Regions from separate parts of the Homo sapiens genome. Here region 2 is linked to region 1. A link is an interaction called in ENCODE POLR2A ChIA-PET data of the cell type or tissue named here. Cell type or tissue: PC-9. All regions are shown on one strand.

Region 1 (8,000 bases):
GTGGCATTCGACTTAGCACTGAATGATAGAATAGGGCTTTGCATTTCACCCTCTTTATTTTGTGTTTGGGCATTTCCCCTTCCTCCAACATACTGGAAGCTCCCAGAAGGCTGGTGCTAACCATCATTTTCTCTTGTCACCCAGGTGCCTGTTGAGGACCTGAATGTCTGAGTAATGGTCTCATGGTAAGGATTTCTGTGTCTTTCTCGTTAGGGGCCTTTGGCTACTTTGAGGTCACACATGACATTACCAAATACTCCAAGGCAAAGGTATTTGAGCATATTGGAAAGAAGACTCCCATCGCAGTTCGGTTCTCCACTGTTGGTAAGTTGGTTTATTGGCGTGATTGGTATGGCTTAACTCAACTTCACCTTTTGGGGATGTTTATAACTTAAAGAAAAAGTTATTAGAAAATAGGAAGCAAGCACTTCTCCAAATTATGTCAAGGTTTTACAGTAGAAGACATATTTGGAGACACATAGGAAGTTACTTGTATTTCTGTTTGTTGAGGTCTTAGGAAATCACACTTACACAGAGGCTACCTCTGCAATTCTGTGACATTTGGAAAGAGCTTTCCTAAAAGTGGTTGCCTCTAACAGAAGAATAGAGTGGAAATCTTATTTAATAACTATGCCTACAGCTGACCTTTATTGAGAATTAATTCTGTGCCAACTGTGGTTAGGTGCTTTACAGATATAATCTCTGATTTGTAGATCTACTTTGCAGAGTGGGATTCTTTTTATTTTTGAGAGGCTAAGTGATGTTTCTCACGTTACAGAGATAGTATTAGATCTATCATACTATATTTCAACATACCTAGTGCTTCACTAGTTCCGTTTCTGTGTCAGTCTCTGCATTTTAAAAATACTGTGGAATGTAAAAATAAATGAAATTAAGAACTAAGAACCAATATTTTAACTCATTTTCTTAATGTTAACCTCATCATTTTGACAACTCACTTATTCTGTTTGTCACTACTTTAAGCCTCATAATTATTTTCTTCCCTTATTTTAATTAAAAGTTCAATTACCTGTTTGAACAAAGTTATCTTATTATGGTAAATGAATGACATTGTCAGCTGTTATTACATGTGTTCTCTTATTGCTCTCAATTAATTATTTTGTTTGATTTGTGGACTGAATTAGCTGGTGGGTAGAAATAATAACCCGGGCACTTAAATACCTAATTTAGTTCTTGGAAGTGGATTAGAAAGGATGGATCCAGGTGCTTCTTTATGTCTCCAGGCTTCTTGGATGCAAAGTGCTGTGGCTTATGCTTCCTGTTTCCATTTGAATATTGTAGCTGGAGAATCGGGTTCAGCTGACACAGTTCGGGACCCTCGTGGGTTTGCAGTGAAATTTTACACAGAAGATGGTAACTGGGATCTCGTTGGAAATAACACCCCCATTTTCTTCATCAGGGATCCCATATTGGTAGGTAATAGAGTATTTTGCACTCAACAAATGTTTGTTGACTTAAATTGATTTCAAATAGGTTGGCATTTGAGGAGAAGCCGTGGGAAAGGCAGAAAGAAAAGAATGCGAGTTGTCTGGACTACTTTTTTCAACACATTTTTCTGTATTTAATAAGATAAAGTAAGAACAGTTACCATTGGTCTTAGATTTGTCATTTTAAGACAGATTGACTTAATGGGAAGTGAGTTTAGTTTTCCTTGCAGAGCATCGAAGATTAGTAAAAAGAGGGACTTTACTTTGGAAACAAGCAGAGGGTGTCTCTACATGCTCTGAGTCAGCAGGAGGGGGTGTGTGTGCGTGCGCGCATGCGGGAGGGTGGGTATATTTTTTCCGTGAAGAAATACTATAAATCCCAGCACTTTGGGAGGCCAAGGCAGGCAGATCACTGGAGTCCATGAGTTCGAGACCAGCCTGGGCAACATGGCAAAACCATATCTCTGCAAAAAAATACAAAAATTAGCCAAGTGTGGTGGCTCATGCCTATAGTCCCAGCTACTTGGGAGGCTGAGGTGGGAGATTTGCTTGAGCCCAGGAGGTCAAAGCTGCAGTGAGCTGTGATCATGCCATTGCAATCAGCCTGGGTGACAGAGTGAGACCCTGTCTTAAAAAAAAAAAAAAAGAAAAGACTATAGTTTTGAGTATATTTGAAATACTTTAGGGTATCTTAGATGCTAGTTGTCTATGCTGAGTAAATTTCATATTATGGTTTGGCAGTTTAAAATTCTAGGATTGTATTTAGAATTATAATCCATAAACCTAGTAATAGGCATATATAATGAAAGACACCATAATTCCTGTAAACTTAGTTTTTGGATTTTTTTCTCTCTTTTTTCTATTTAGTTTCCATCTTTTATCCACAGCCAAAAGAGAAATCCTCAGACACATCTGAAGGATCCGGACATGGTCTGGGACTTCTGGAGCCTACGTCCTGAGTCTCTGCATCAGGTATGAACCCTTTTTTGCCATTGTATTATATCACCTGGGATGCAGTGTTTAATTATGCCTCTTCATAAAGTGTCTCTCCAGTTTTGGCTATTTTATTGGAATCAGCTTCCTCAGATTTCTTGATCGTGAAGAGTTTTGTAGTAACTGGCTTTACTAATCATCCCCCATTCATCGGCCTTAAATGATGATGATGATGATGATAGATAGCTAGCAACATTGTCAGTTGATATTTAGCAGTAGTAAGGATGAAAGTCTGTAGTGTAAGGTAAAGCTCTGTATTAAGGAAGTGGGGGGAAAGTAGTACCAAACAAATTTGCTATGCAAATAAATTTTGAATAACAAATTAGGCCAGTTTTCAGGTTGTTTTGGCTTTCCTTCATAGAATTTTGAGTCATAGTATTAGTGATTTGCATATCATTTTGATTTAAAATTTTTCTGTTTGTTATTTTCTACAAGTGAAATAATAATGGTAACCCTTCCCATGGGAAATTGGCTAGTATGTTTTATGTCATTAAGGGACTTTCTGGAAACTAAGGAATATCTTAAAAATCAAGGATGTTTTGATTTAAATGAAAACATTTTAGGCTTTATATTTCTGTTCTTTAGGTTTCTTTCTTGTTCAGTGATCGGGGGATTCCAGATGGACATCGCCACATGAATGGATATGGATCACATACTTTCAAGCTGGTTAATGCAAATGGGGAGGCAGTTTATTGCAAATTCCATTATAAGGTATGTGTTACCTTTGGGGCAGAGGGTACAAGGCTCCTACCGCATACCTCCTTATTTTTCCTGAAGGATTGAGCAAAGATTAAGGCTTCTCCCACTTTTCCCTCACCTCCATCCCCAAAGTTGGGAAGTATTGATCTCATTGATCAGTACTGATTTTGTTGGCTACCATCTGAGGACCTTGGAGCGTATCCCAATCTCATTATCACTTCCAACATCCAATAGTGTCTTTCCAATATCATTTCTTTTAACTTTTTAAGTCATCCATCTATTTACTTAGCATTTATTGAGGTTTTATTATGAACAAGGCATATAAGTAAAATCAATTACAAATGTCAGAAAACAAAATTATACTGTTTTTAAAAATTTGCATTCATATAGCCAGATCAAATCAGTTACATCTGGGGAGGGTTTTGAGAATGTTTTAATCAACTGAAATATTATAAAGGGCCCTCTTTTGGTATAAGCATGGCATTTGTTACAATGAGCAATATTGCCAGTGAACCCTGGCATGTTAGTGATATTCCCAGAGAACTCCCAAGGGCTAGTCAGAAACAAGCCTGAGAACCTCTGTTTCCAAATACTGCTGCTAAGATAAGCAGAAAGAAGTGGGCTCGTGACCAGTACTGGATAATCTCTCTCTTAGTGACATCCAAAAGCCCTATTTTCTTCTATCCTGCTTTCTTCTTTATCTGAACAATTTAATGTAGGTATATCAAACAGGAAAACTATCACCTCTTTTTATATTCATAACTTGGATCTATAATATTTGACAAGGAAAAATTTTATGAAACAGTTGACCCATTGGCTTGTAATTGCCAAAAGGGTCAATGTAGTATTACTTAGAATAAGACTAAGTGGTTGTATCTAGGACAGCCAGTCTAGTTGGTAGCCTTGGAGTTATGCCAGCCTGAACTCAAATTTCTACTCTCCTAGATAATTGTGGCCTTGGGCATAGTATTAAAAGTTCTTTGAGCTCCAGTTCTTTTCACTGTGAAGTTGGCATAATATTACCAGCTATACAAGTCCTGGAAAGATTGGATTGCTTGTGGGTCTTTTATCCTAGGGCCCTAAGGTAGCCTGAGATCTACATGGATTCATCAGTCTGGATTATTCTGACCTAAGATTATTCTTTTCTAAACCTAAAGGATTCAGTTAAAATCAGAAAGGTATTGCAGTGTTATTGTACTACTTAATATATTAGCTCTTTGGGCGATCTGTACATGGTGACCTTCATTGTTTTAATCCTGAAGGTGGCTTTACTTCTTGTTCAGTAGTAAGAGTTCAAACCTTTTCACTGATGAGACAGTTGGGATTTCTGTGGTAGAAATAGACCAGCGTTCAGAGTTGATTTTTGCTAAGGAAATCTTTCTGCGGCACTTGGCTTGTTGGGAGGTCTTTGAGAATAAGATCACATGGTCAGTCCATCAAAGAACAGTATGATATGATAACAGGAGCACTTATGAAGTGACACAGCTTCTCTGGGTTTTAATGTCTTGCTTGGAAAGTCAGAATATTAATTTTGCCTGCTCATAGTCAGAGAACTAGTTCCAGGTGGCTGTACTGAAGTTCTTTTCAACTCTATGAGCTATGATTCTATGATTTATTAAAAAAAAAAAAAAAAGGAATAGGACAGGGGTGAAGGGATACTGGCCGAGCACAGTCTCAGTAATTGATTTGAGCTGTCATGAAATGGAATTAAAACATTACTTCATGATAAAAGGCAAGTAGTCCTTTAATTTTATTAATCTTTTGCCTACTTTTAAGTATATTTTGATTTTTCTGATTTGGAAAGTAACATGAGTGTAAAAATTCAAATAATAGAATACATAAAGGGAAAGATAGGACTGATTTTAAATATGAAATGTGTAGATGGGATTCCCTTGACATTTAAAAGTATTGGGATAATCAAGTAGAATTTCTTGTTGATAAATTCATTAGTATCAGATTTGAACAATAGAAGTATTGTTGTAAAGAAAGTTCATTCTTTGGGCAGTGTTACTCATAATCCTTCAATGAATTACTGATGAAATTTTGATAACTTTGACAATAAGTTTCCATTGGAGCTTCTTTCTTTCATTTTGTAGACTGACCAGGGCATCAAAAACCTTTCTGTTGAAGATGCGGCGAGACTTTCCCAGGAAGATCCTGACTATGGCATCCGGGATCTTTTTAACGCCATTGCCACAGGAAAGTACCCCTCCTGGACTTTTTACATCCAGGTCATGACATTTAATCAGGCAGAAACTTTTCCATTTAATCCATTCGATCTCACCAAGGTGAGTCAGTAAACAACTATATTGTTTTCTTTTTTAAGTCTCTTCTTACCTAATTAGAAAAAAAATCTAGTCAAACAATTATAATAATGGGGAAGTCATATACAAAATACAGAGGGTACCACTTCAGAGTGTCCTAAGCTGTGAATGAGTGCTTACCAGCATCTTACTTCCACGTTCCTGTTTGTCATTTCATTGAGTATGTGTATGTGGCTTCATATATTGTTATTAACAGGGAACAGATTATGAAAAGCTGATGTACTTTTTCCTGGGGAAACTGTCAGTATTTACCACTTACTATTGTGAAAGATTTAACTAAGGCACTCATCTTAAATTCTTATGTTTTATTGGATTTAAAAATTATTTTCATTGGCTTGATTGTATTTGAAATCTGGTATTTTTGTGGGTAGCTTTGATTTCCTTCAGTTGATTGCCTGGTAATTGTGAATATGACATCATTTTCAGGTTTGGCCTCACAAGGACTACCCTCTCATCCCAGTTGGTAAACTGGTCTTAAACCGGAATCCAGTTAATTACTTTGCTGAGGTTGAACAGATAGCCTTCGACCCAAGCAACATGCCACCTGGCATTGAGGCCAGTCCTGACAAAATGCTTCAGGTGAGCCTGGTGGATTGAGATGTTCTGAGGCAGGTGTCCATGTGAGCATGCACACACAAAATATGCAGCTTGGCATGATCTTTATGTGAGGAATTAACAAGAACATTACTTAAACTTTAATCTGGGTGCTTGGTTACCTTGTGGGATTCACTGAGGTGAACTATTCTTCAATGAGCATTCCTTGAGTAAACCAAGTATAAACAAAAGTCCATGGTAAGATCCCTACATATGTGAAGACAAGAATACTTACTCTCTTAATTAAAAAAAAAAGACATAATAGAAATACCTTAAGTATTGATAGAGTGAAGCATGGTTTGTTCTGTCTGTAGCTGAAGTATGGTTAATTAATTATAATACCTTGGTAAGCCTAACTTTATTTTCTTGTTCTTTTTTTTTTTTTTTTTTTTTTTTTTGTGACAGAGTCTTGCTCTGTCGCCCAGGCTGGAGTGCAGTGGCATGATCTCGGCTCACTGCAACCTCCGCCTCCCAGGTTCAAGCGATCCTCCTGCCTCAGCCTCTTGATTAGCTACAGGCGCCCGCCACCATGCCCAGCTAATTTTTGTATTTTTAGTAGAGACGGGGTTTCACCCTGTTGGCCAGGCTGGTCTCAAACTCCTGACCTCAAGTGATCTGCCTGCCTCCGCCTCCCAAAGTGCTGGATTATAGGCGTGAGCCACCGTGGCTGGCCTCATTTTCTGTTTCATGGTGATGCTTGAATTTTTCCATTTGTAAAAAGAGATCTAGGGATGATCTTTATGAACTACATGTATGCTGCCAGTGATAAAAGCAGTGGATTAACCATTCACCTTGCTAATGTTAAGCCATCAGTATGTTTTACATCACTTTTTAATATCTCTTTCAAGAGTACCAAGAGTGAAAAATTGTACTTTGGATCAGAATCAGTAAGAAAATAATTGGCTTAATAATTACTGTATAAATCAATCTTTTGTGGTTTTAGACTGTGACCTTGAAACAAAGGTTAAAGATTGTACCCTAAATCAGACCACAGCGACTGAAGGTTACTTCTTATGTAAGTATCTGATTCCAGTTCAGGTTTCAGTCTGCATGGAGGACAAGCTAAGATTCCGTTTTTAAAAAATAACTTTTTTGCTTATGACATTGGGGAACATCTGAGGCTTTTATAGAAAGTAAGTTTTTCATTAGTTTTTAGTCCAATTCAACTGTTACAAATTGAGTACCTGTCTGTTGTGTATGGTGGACTGTCTTGGGTGCCATAATGTAAGGCAGAATGCCATGGTGATCCAGAAAGCAAAATTTTGTCTGATAGGAGGTCAGCCACGAAGTTTCATGAACGAGGTAGCATTTGAGATTGTTTTGAAGAATAGATAGGATTTTGATTTTTAGTAGGTAAAATGCGGCAGGAGAAGGACATGAGTATAGGCACAAAGGTGGGACATGTTAGGTGTGTTGAAACTATAAACAGTCACTCTCTCCTGAATGAGAAGAATAGAGTTTGGGTAGGTTCATTGAGTATATGTCAGAGGGGACCTTAAATGCTTGAGTAGGAGTGAAAAGCTTTCTTCAGTTTTGAGAAGTGTGGTCTGGGATATATTGAGTAGAATCACTCCTCTTGGTGATAAATAGAAAAAGCGACAACTAGGGATTGGGAATAGCAAAAGGAAAGTCAGGCAGTTCTCAGAGGAAAAGCAGAAGTTTGCATTGAAACCAGGGAGTAGAGGAAGCCAAAACAAGGTAATCCTGGGCCCTAAAACTCCCTACCTGGTGGCTGAACTGTGAGAGGATGAGGCTAATGGGATTTGCCAAGGCATGAAATTGTCATGGGCAGAGCAGAGGCTGCATAACCCTGGTTACCCAGGGAGGGAACGGATTGAGGAATACAAGGTTACCTAAACTCTTTTCACAAGAATCCAAGTCACCATGGGTCTCTGGAACCACAGTGGGACCGTGAGGCAGTCAGCAGCACTGAGTCATATAA
Region 2 (8,000 bases), 290 kb before region 1:
AATTAGCTGGGTGTGGTGGCGGGCGCCTGTAGTCCCAGCTACTCGGGAGGGTGAGGCAGGAGAATGGCGTGAACCCGGGAGGTGGAGCTTGCAGTGAGCCGAGATCATGCCACTGCACTCCAGCCTGGGCGACAGTGAGACTCCGTGTCAAAAAAAACAAAAAAAAGCCATTTTAGAGGTGGCCCCATGTGCTTCTGTGAGACTCTGGGGTTTGCAATCTCTCCTATTATATCACAAACCACTCCTGTGCAGGGCAAGGCCCTAGACCCACCTGCCAGCTGCCTCCTGGCCTCAGTCCCAGCCCATAAGGGTCAGCTCTTGCAGCCCTGAGCCCACCACACAGCCTGGAGACCTGCAGTTGCTACTTTCTAGAAAGCTCCTCTCAGTGGGGTTCAGCTGAGATCCCAGCCAGGTCTTCCTCTGGACCTTGTCTGCCCTGACTGGAGTTTCTAGTATGTAACCTTGTATGTTCTGCAAAGCTTAAAGCCCGAAAGACCTGACTTTGATCTACAGTCAGGATGTGTGCCTCACGGCCACGTGTTTGACCAATGTGGCCGGGGTTTGATGCTTGGGAGAAGTGACGCAGCCTCCACCAGCACTTCCTAAACTGCACTGAGCACATGGCCACCTGGGGAGCTTGTGAAGATGCAGGAGGGCTGGGGTGGGGCCTGGGGCTCTGCATTTCCAACAAGCTCTCAGTAATGCCCATTGGCTGGGAGCCCACCCTGATAACAAGGACTCACACCCCAGCTGTGTGGCTTGTATCTGTCCTTGCACGTCTGTCTGCAGGCTGCCCAGACCACCTGTCCAGCGGTTAGAGCTCAGGACCCATGTGACAGGCTCTGAAGCTGCAGCCCCACAACGGATGGCTACCTCTGCACAGGGAAAGACCTGGATGCTCTATTCATTCAACAGAATACAGAAGGCACTGGGAATAGAGTGAACAATGACAACCAATGCACAGCTGCCCACAAGGTGGGCTCCTGGGGGAGGGTCATCCCTCTGAGAAGAGGGCGGCACCAAGACCCACACACCTGAAAAATGTGGTACTTCATGTCGCTGATCTCGATGGTCTTGCTGCTGTCCCCATCCTGTTCTGATTTATTGGTCATTAGTGTCTTGAACCTGGAGCAAAGGAGACAAAGCAAGGTGGGTTTTGAACCTTTTACTTCACCACTGTGTGGCGATGGCACCATCTGTCACCTGACCGGCTACCACAAGACGGAACATTTTAAAAATTACTGCTGTGCTCCTAAAATAATTTTCAGCAAGTGCCATTTTACACCATCTTAGGAAGACATCTGAGCTGAGCCCAATTCTGTCCCCACCACCCACCCTACAAGCGACCTGACGCCTGTGGCCAGAATGCTGACTCTTCATTCCAGGATATTTATGTTTTCTAATAATAAAAGCAATAACTAGGCCAGAAAGAACACCACCTCAGAGCCCCCCTTTCCTGCTGCCCTGGGTCCACCCCGTCTCATCCCGCTGTGGGGCGAGTGGGGCTCTGCTGCAATGTGACTGCAGTCTGAGGGGCAGAGGCTGCAGGGTACAGCCCCAGCGAGTCACTCTCTGTCACCTGGAATCTGAAACAAGGTGCTTCTGTGCCCCTGGGCTGGGAGTTTGTTATCTGAGGCTGCCTACCTGTTAGAAGCTGTCACCAGCAGGACTTTATGTGCATAAAACAGCTTTCCTTCCACCAGGAAGGTCACATCTGACATCTCCTTATTGTTCAAAAAGTGTGGATCTGTGAAAAGCGGGGAGACAGAGGGATATGGCTGAGGAGTCCCCTGCTGGGGTTTGCTTGAGTGTGCTGTGAGGTGCGTGTCTGGGGTTGGGGGTGGGACACAGAGGTGAGGAACAGAGAAACTGAGGCTGGGGCCTTGGCGCTTGGAAATGGAGAAAGATGACAAAGTGGGGAGGAAGCAGGAAAGGGAAGAGGGGGAGGACGTGTGGTGATGCAGGGCGCAGGGGGCGCGCCTTCACCTAGCCTGGCCGGCAGGGTCTTCCGGATCTCTGGGATGCTGGGGATGGGACTGCTGCCATAGCAGTGGGTGAAGATGGTAGCCAGTTGCTGGATGACGGAGTCGTTCTGTGGGGAGAGGAGAGAGGGCCTGTGAGCTGCCCGCTGTGGCTGGCTGTTCACAGATGCAGATACGTCAGGCTAATTTCAAAAGTCCAGGCCAGGAGTAGTGCAGCCGCTATCTTTTGTTCCTGCTGGATGTGGCTTGGCAAGAGATGCCTGTTCCTTCATCAGTGATTCCCGAAATGGCTTTTTTGGTCAGGTTCCAGCCCATGGCCCCTGCCCTCTACAGCCAGGCAGCGCAAGTCTAAGTCTGGGTGCTGTGTGTGTGTGTGTTGGGTGGGGGGGTTCCTGGGTGCTGGGGGCGAGCGTGCACGCGCGCGCGTGTGTGTGTGTATGTGTGTGTTGAGTGGGGGGGGGGGCCTGGGTGCTGGGGGCGGGCGTGTGTGTGTGTTGGGTGGGGGGGTCCCTGGGTGCTGAGGGCAGGCGTGTGAGTGTGTGTGCGTTGGGTGAGGGGGTCCCTGTGTCTGTCCACGTGTCTGCCTGTGTGTCCATCTGTGTGTCCCGTGGTCTGAGTCTGGGCCGTGGGCTTGGGAACTGGCCACTGGCCACACTTACTTTGCTGGTCTTGAGGATGTCGAACATGAGCTGCAAGCCCTCGGTCACCAGCTCCTCGTTGTACTCCTCCTCTCTGATGGAGCTGAAGTCCCGCAGGAGGCTCTGCACCACCGAGTACCGCGACTGCGAGAACGAGGTCCTCAGAGACTCGATCCAGATGTGCAGCTTCCAGGGGACTCCTGGTCCAGGCAGGGAAGGGCAGGCAGTCACGCACCACAGCTGAGCGCTCCCGGCACAGACCACAGCCTTTTCTGGGCAGACTCTCTCGGGATGCCCCCGCTGTCTGCAGAGCACCCCGCCCGCCCCCTCCCGCCTGCCCCCTTCCTGGGCATGGAGTGGCCCTCTCAGGATGGCCATAGAATGAAAGCTTTAATTCATTCTAATAGGTCTTGCTGGCAGGTCAGAGTGGAGTTTCAGGTTCTCATGAGATGAGGTGGAGGAATGGCTTCGGCCCAAATGCAGGGAACTCAAGCTCTGAAAGTTGACCGCCCAGCCTGGGGATTTGGAAGTATGGGCCCAGCACCCAAAGTAGCCTTGTTGCTTAGTGGGCTCAAGAATTACTTGCTAGAGAGGTCTCATTAGTTGTGGAGGGGTGGCCAGGAGGGCTTGGATGGCCAGAGAATATGCCAGGCACTCAAGGACACACAGGCCTCCTTGTCTGCACGGAAGCTTGAAACGAACCCGGTCCTATCACGAGGGGCTCTCCAGCACACAGAGCACTGGAAAGCCGCTGCACATCCCCAGGCACATAATGACTGTTTTACAGTTCCCCAGCATGTGTCAGTGGGGCTGTAACTTAACATTGCTGTGGGAAGTTCATGACATAAACTAGTCCTGTCCCTGGTAATTAGAGAGACAGCTTCTTACCCCAACCTCACTGTGGATCAAAGAACTGACGGCATTCCCCAGCGACACATTGACAGTAGTGTGGTGTGTTAGTATCCTTGGGTTATTGACTGCAGGTGGGAGTGACGTCTCTGTTTTACGGTGAAGAACACTGAGGCTGACTCACTGCTGTCTTGGCCCGGCCCTGGGGGTTTGTGGCCTTGTGATGACAGTGACGGTGCTGTCATCCACCAAGTGCTCACGGTGGCCACTACGCCTTGTACTTCAGGTGATGTCACCTCATTCTTAGATAAGGATCATTAGCACCAAAGCCACAGAGGTGGGAGTTGAGGCTTGGAGAGAGGACGTGGTATGCAGCTAACACAGGACCTGACCTAAGTCTGTCTGACTAGCCTCCCTGGAGGACACCAAAAGTCCACAGACTCGCAGACCCAAGGAGTGCAAGGTCAGCCGAGTGACAGGACTGCCGCCTCACAGCGTGGAGTCCCGGGGCTTCAGAGGCTCCCAGTGCTCGACATCCCTGGGCTGTGACTGGGGAGGGGGCAGCGAAGCTCCAGCCAGGCAGGGTGGAGGGCCCGAGGGCAGGGGACTGGGCCATGACCCCAAGACGTGGCACTGTTGAGCACTGTCTGAGGCCCAGGGCCCCTCCTGAACTGGCCGTGTAGCAGGGGGGTCCCAGCCTCCACCCAGTCTGTGCTCAGCTGCCCTGGGGCTTGTCTGTCCCTGCAGGCCCTGGCCCTCTCAGGCCTGCTGAAGAGCAGCAGGGAGTGACCGTGTGTGTCCATATGCATGCATGGACATGGGTGTGCATGCCCGTGAGGCCTCACCCAGTGCCCTCAGCTCCATGGTGATGTCCACGTAGCCGTGCTCAGCGCTGTAGTACATGGCCTCCTGTAGGGCCTTGGTGCGGGTCCGGCTCAGCCGCACGGGCCCCTCGCTGCCACTGCCCTGGCTCGACGCATCACTTTCCTCCACACCCTCGGCCAGGATCTCCTCCAGGGACAGCACGTCCGCTTTAGCCTGCTGTGGCTGCGTCAGGAGCTTCCTCAGGACGTTCCTGCAGGCCCAGGGATGAATGAAGGTGAGGGCTGAAGTCCCACAGGCAGTGCCCACCTGAGCTGTCCCCCAGTGCCCTCCTGCCCCGACGGGCTGCTCTGGGGTACCCGAGGGCTCGGAGTTTCATGGTCTTCCTCCTCCAGGCAGGCCAGGGGTCCCAGGGTCACCAATCCCCATATACCTCTGAGAGGCAGGGCAGGGTGCAGGGGAACCCACCCTTCTACCATCCCCGTATTGCAGAGAAGCCATAGGCTTCGGGGCTGAGCGAGCTCTGCCATCCTGGCTGTGTGACCTTAGCCAGGTCACTCTACCTCTCTGAGCCCTGACTGCTTTGGGATATATTACAGGGTGTCACTATATCACACTTTCCTGGGGCTTATGTGAGGCTGATGTAAAGGGTTTAAATGCAGAGCCTGAAACACAGCAGGTCTTTCTAAATAGCAGCTGACTATGCACGTGAAAGTGTCTAAAACACAGGAAGAGCCCAGTAAGTACTCATTTGGTCCCTTCATGTTGATAAGGATGAACTGAAGACGGATGTCATGTAGAATGTATTCATATTTATGAATGAAGACACAGAATGTTAGACCCCACAGAGGACGCTCCCCCGTGCTGCTGCTTTTAGCCTCGTGAGAGCCCAGACACATCACCGTCATAGGCGATGGATCCATCTTGCTCAAGGCCACTCCAGGTGGGGGTACAGACCCAGGACTTCTGGCTCCAAGACCCAGGCTCATTCTGTCACCTCCTGTGGCCTGGGGCTCTGGGATGGATGCAGCATGGGTGGTGCTGCAAGGTTCCTGGGGGCTGACCTGCTCCACGGCTACCCCGCAGATCCTCCTCCTACCTGCCAAGCCCATGGCCTGGAGGTGCCCTTCCAAGGACCCAAGGTCCCTCCCAAGGGCTCCTCCTCACGTGTGGACTTGCTAGTTCAGGCAGTTTACAGAGCACCTTGTTTGGGCCAGGCGCTGGCATGTGAAGGTGAACTAGCCACGGTGACTGTCCCAAGGGTCCTGTGCTCAGAGTGACAGGCAGATGAGCAGGCAGGCAGTCTCCACGCAGGGTGAAGAGGCCTCCATGGGGGATGCAGGCACTGGGTGGGGTGGAGCGGCCTAGAGGTGGTGATGTGAAAGATGGCGCCTGGAGGGTGAGGGTGGCTGGGGTGGGTGAATGTGGGGGTGGGCTGGAGACAGCTGGAGAGAAAAGCATTCTAGGGGAGGGGACCCCAGCCAGAACATGAGGCTGGTGGCAAGAATGGTGTCGGGGAACTGGAAGTAAGTGTCCTGCCTGCCAGCCCTGCTTATCCAGCCCCGCTTTTCCAGCCCCGTTTCTGCCCTGTAATAAGCCCTTGTCTGGTCTCCCTTTGCCCCTCCGTGCTGTCCCTGACTTCAGCCTGCTGCTGTCCCGCCACACCCCTGGGCAGGCCTGGTCCCCACAAAGCAAGCTCTACCATCTGCACCTGGGGCAGGGTGCAATTTTGCACCAGAAGCCTCTGCACAGCTGAGCCGTATGCTATTTGGACGTCCAAGGCCACTTGGGCACTGGAGGACCACCAGCAGGCATGGGAAGCAATGTGGTCCTGAGTGGGCTCTGGCAGCTGCAGAGTGGCATCTCACTGGGAAATGGGACGGTCTGCCCTGGGCGTCGGGAGGCCCAGGCTCCAGTCCCAGGTCTGCCAGGAATCAGCTGTGGGGCCTCCCCCATCTCTGGGCCCTGTGCAGGCTAAACTCCCCCATGTTTCTGGTTTACTAGCACACAGGCCCCCTGTTTTGGGAAAGGTCTCCGGGCCTAGCTCTTTTGCTCCCATCGGGGAAACTGAGGCTCCTGTGAGCTTAGTTCAGTGCCCTCATGTCACACAGGGTGGGAATCCCGGGCAGGTACCTGTGGCCGTGGGCAGCTGAGTGGCTGAAGCAGTTCATGTCCTCGTGGAGGGAGGAGCCCATGCCGTGGGCCTCCAGCATGCTGAGGAGGGGGTCGGCGCCTCGGCTCAGCAACAAACTGACCAGCTCATAGTTCCCTGAAAGAGAAGGTGGGCAGCACGGAGGACACTGAGACAGTAGCCGCCAGGGCAGCTGAGGCGAAAGGGAAGGGAGAGCAGGATTCTCGCAGCTCTGAGTGCTGGAATAAGTCAGTAAACCCCACACTCATCTGCATTTGGTGGACGAAGTGAAGGGAGAGGAAGAAGGCTGGCCGTGCCCTGCCCCTGCTCCCCCTCCCTGGGTCTCCAGAGGGAAGGGCCTCCCTGCCCTGCTGGGTCCTGCCAGATGCTGAGCCCAACAGAAACTGATGGGTGGGGCCAGGGGAAGCCCCCAGTGGTCCAGAGAAGGGGTTTTAAGGCCCCTGCATGGGGTCCGTGTGTGCTAAAGAGACCCCTGCACGTCCAGCTACATGCCTGGCCAGGCTGGGGGGCACTGCAGGGAAGGGTAGACAGAGCCTCCGGGTAGCAGGTGCCTACCTGCCGCAGAGGCCAGCTGCAGGGGCGTCTCCGCATAGCTGTCCTCGCCGCCGTTCACTGCCGAGCCCTCGACATGGGCACCAGCATCCAGCAGCAACTGCCAGGGGCACAGAGGAGGAGGGCACTGCTCAGCGTGGCAGGGAGCACCTGGGAAGGGCCAGGGTGCTTTCGGGGACAGGGCCTTTGCTTCTCTCCAGGCATGTGACCAAGACACAGTTCACCCCAGCAGCTGAGGAACTGGAACTTTAGAACTCCAGGTTATCCTCAGGGCTCAAAGTTTCTAGAATCTTCAACTCCATTATTGTGGTCCAAGACCAAGCCCCTAAGCTGTGAGGACCTCTGAGCTTTTTCCGTCTTTCAAATGCTTTCCCATGAACTGACTGCAGCCACCTTTCTGAGAACACATGTGGATGAGCAGCACAGAAAATGTTGCCCGCAATCTATGGTAAACCATGGCTCTGGGTGGCAGCACGTGTTGGAGTCAGAAGGAGCAGGGTGTCAGTGCTGGCCACTGGCCAATGAGTAACCCCGAGCAGGTACTTCAACTCCCAGAGCCTCAGTCTTCCTCATTCACAGAATGGGAAGAGGGGCTTGCTTCCCTTAGGCTTCTTGTCGGAGAGGTACAGCAGGTACCCCAGGAAGGCAGGTGGTGGGGCTGAAGCAGGAAGTCCCAGTCTAGGACAGCAGAGGGCCTCTCCCCATGCTAGCAAGGGCGGGCTTTGACAGGGGACAGACGGGGCAGGGTTAACAGATACCAGGCAGTTCCAGATGAGCCGGTCCTGGCTCTGCCTTGGGGCAGGGGTGGGGCCTGCATTACTCCAACTGGTGACTTTCAGCTCCCTTTCCACCTTCCCTGACCAGCTGCTCTGGAGGGAGCAACCTTCCAGCCCTCCCAGGCTCCTGAAGACCAAAGCTTCCTCCAAGCATGCATGGCAGTCTAGGGGAGCCCAACCGCCCTTCCCCTGGATACCAGGAGTGGAGTTCAGGCTGACCTCTCAGTCC

What was found. ChIA-PET counts read pairs that join two places held together with the same protein. Peaks named below come from ENCODE experiments on the same cell type or tissue, not always from the same donor. Only the 100,000 strongest peaks of a DNase experiment are listed, where the experiment ranks them.
Region 2: POLR2A ChIA-PET joins it to region 1 with 31 read pairs; 7 of 35 experiments call an interaction of 5 or more read pairs at or near these places.

The regions. Positions count from the first base shown.
Region 1 is chr11:34,450,775-34,458,774 of GRCh38, forward strand. CAT (catalase) reads left to right here. Exons shown (of 13, transcript NM_001752.4): 3 at 214-324; 4 at 1,303-1,433; 5 at 2,316-2,420; 6 at 3,027-3,152; 7 at 5,237-5,428; 8 at 5,891-6,043. Among named protein-coding and RNA genes, the nearest start is that of CAT, 16 kb to the left of the region's middle. In PC-9, no CTCF peak of the experiment used is centred here; no DNase peak of the experiment used is centred here.
Region 2 is chr11:34,158,262-34,166,261 of GRCh38, forward strand. It overlaps ABTB2 (ankyrin repeat and BTB domain containing 2), which reads right to left. Exons shown (of 17, transcript NM_145804.3): 8 at 6,999-7,095; 9 at 6,425-6,560; 10 at 4,315-4,544; 11 at 2,642-2,820; 12 at 1,987-2,092; 13 at 1,645-1,747; 14 at 1,035-1,125. Among named protein-coding and RNA genes, the nearest start is that of NAT10, 57 kb to the left of the region's middle. RefSeq lists enhancers at 1,502-2,002, 2,003-2,503. In PC-9, a CTCF peak has its summit at 7,666; DNase peaks (open chromatin) are centred at 3,740 and 7,790; H3K27ac peaks cover 158 bases.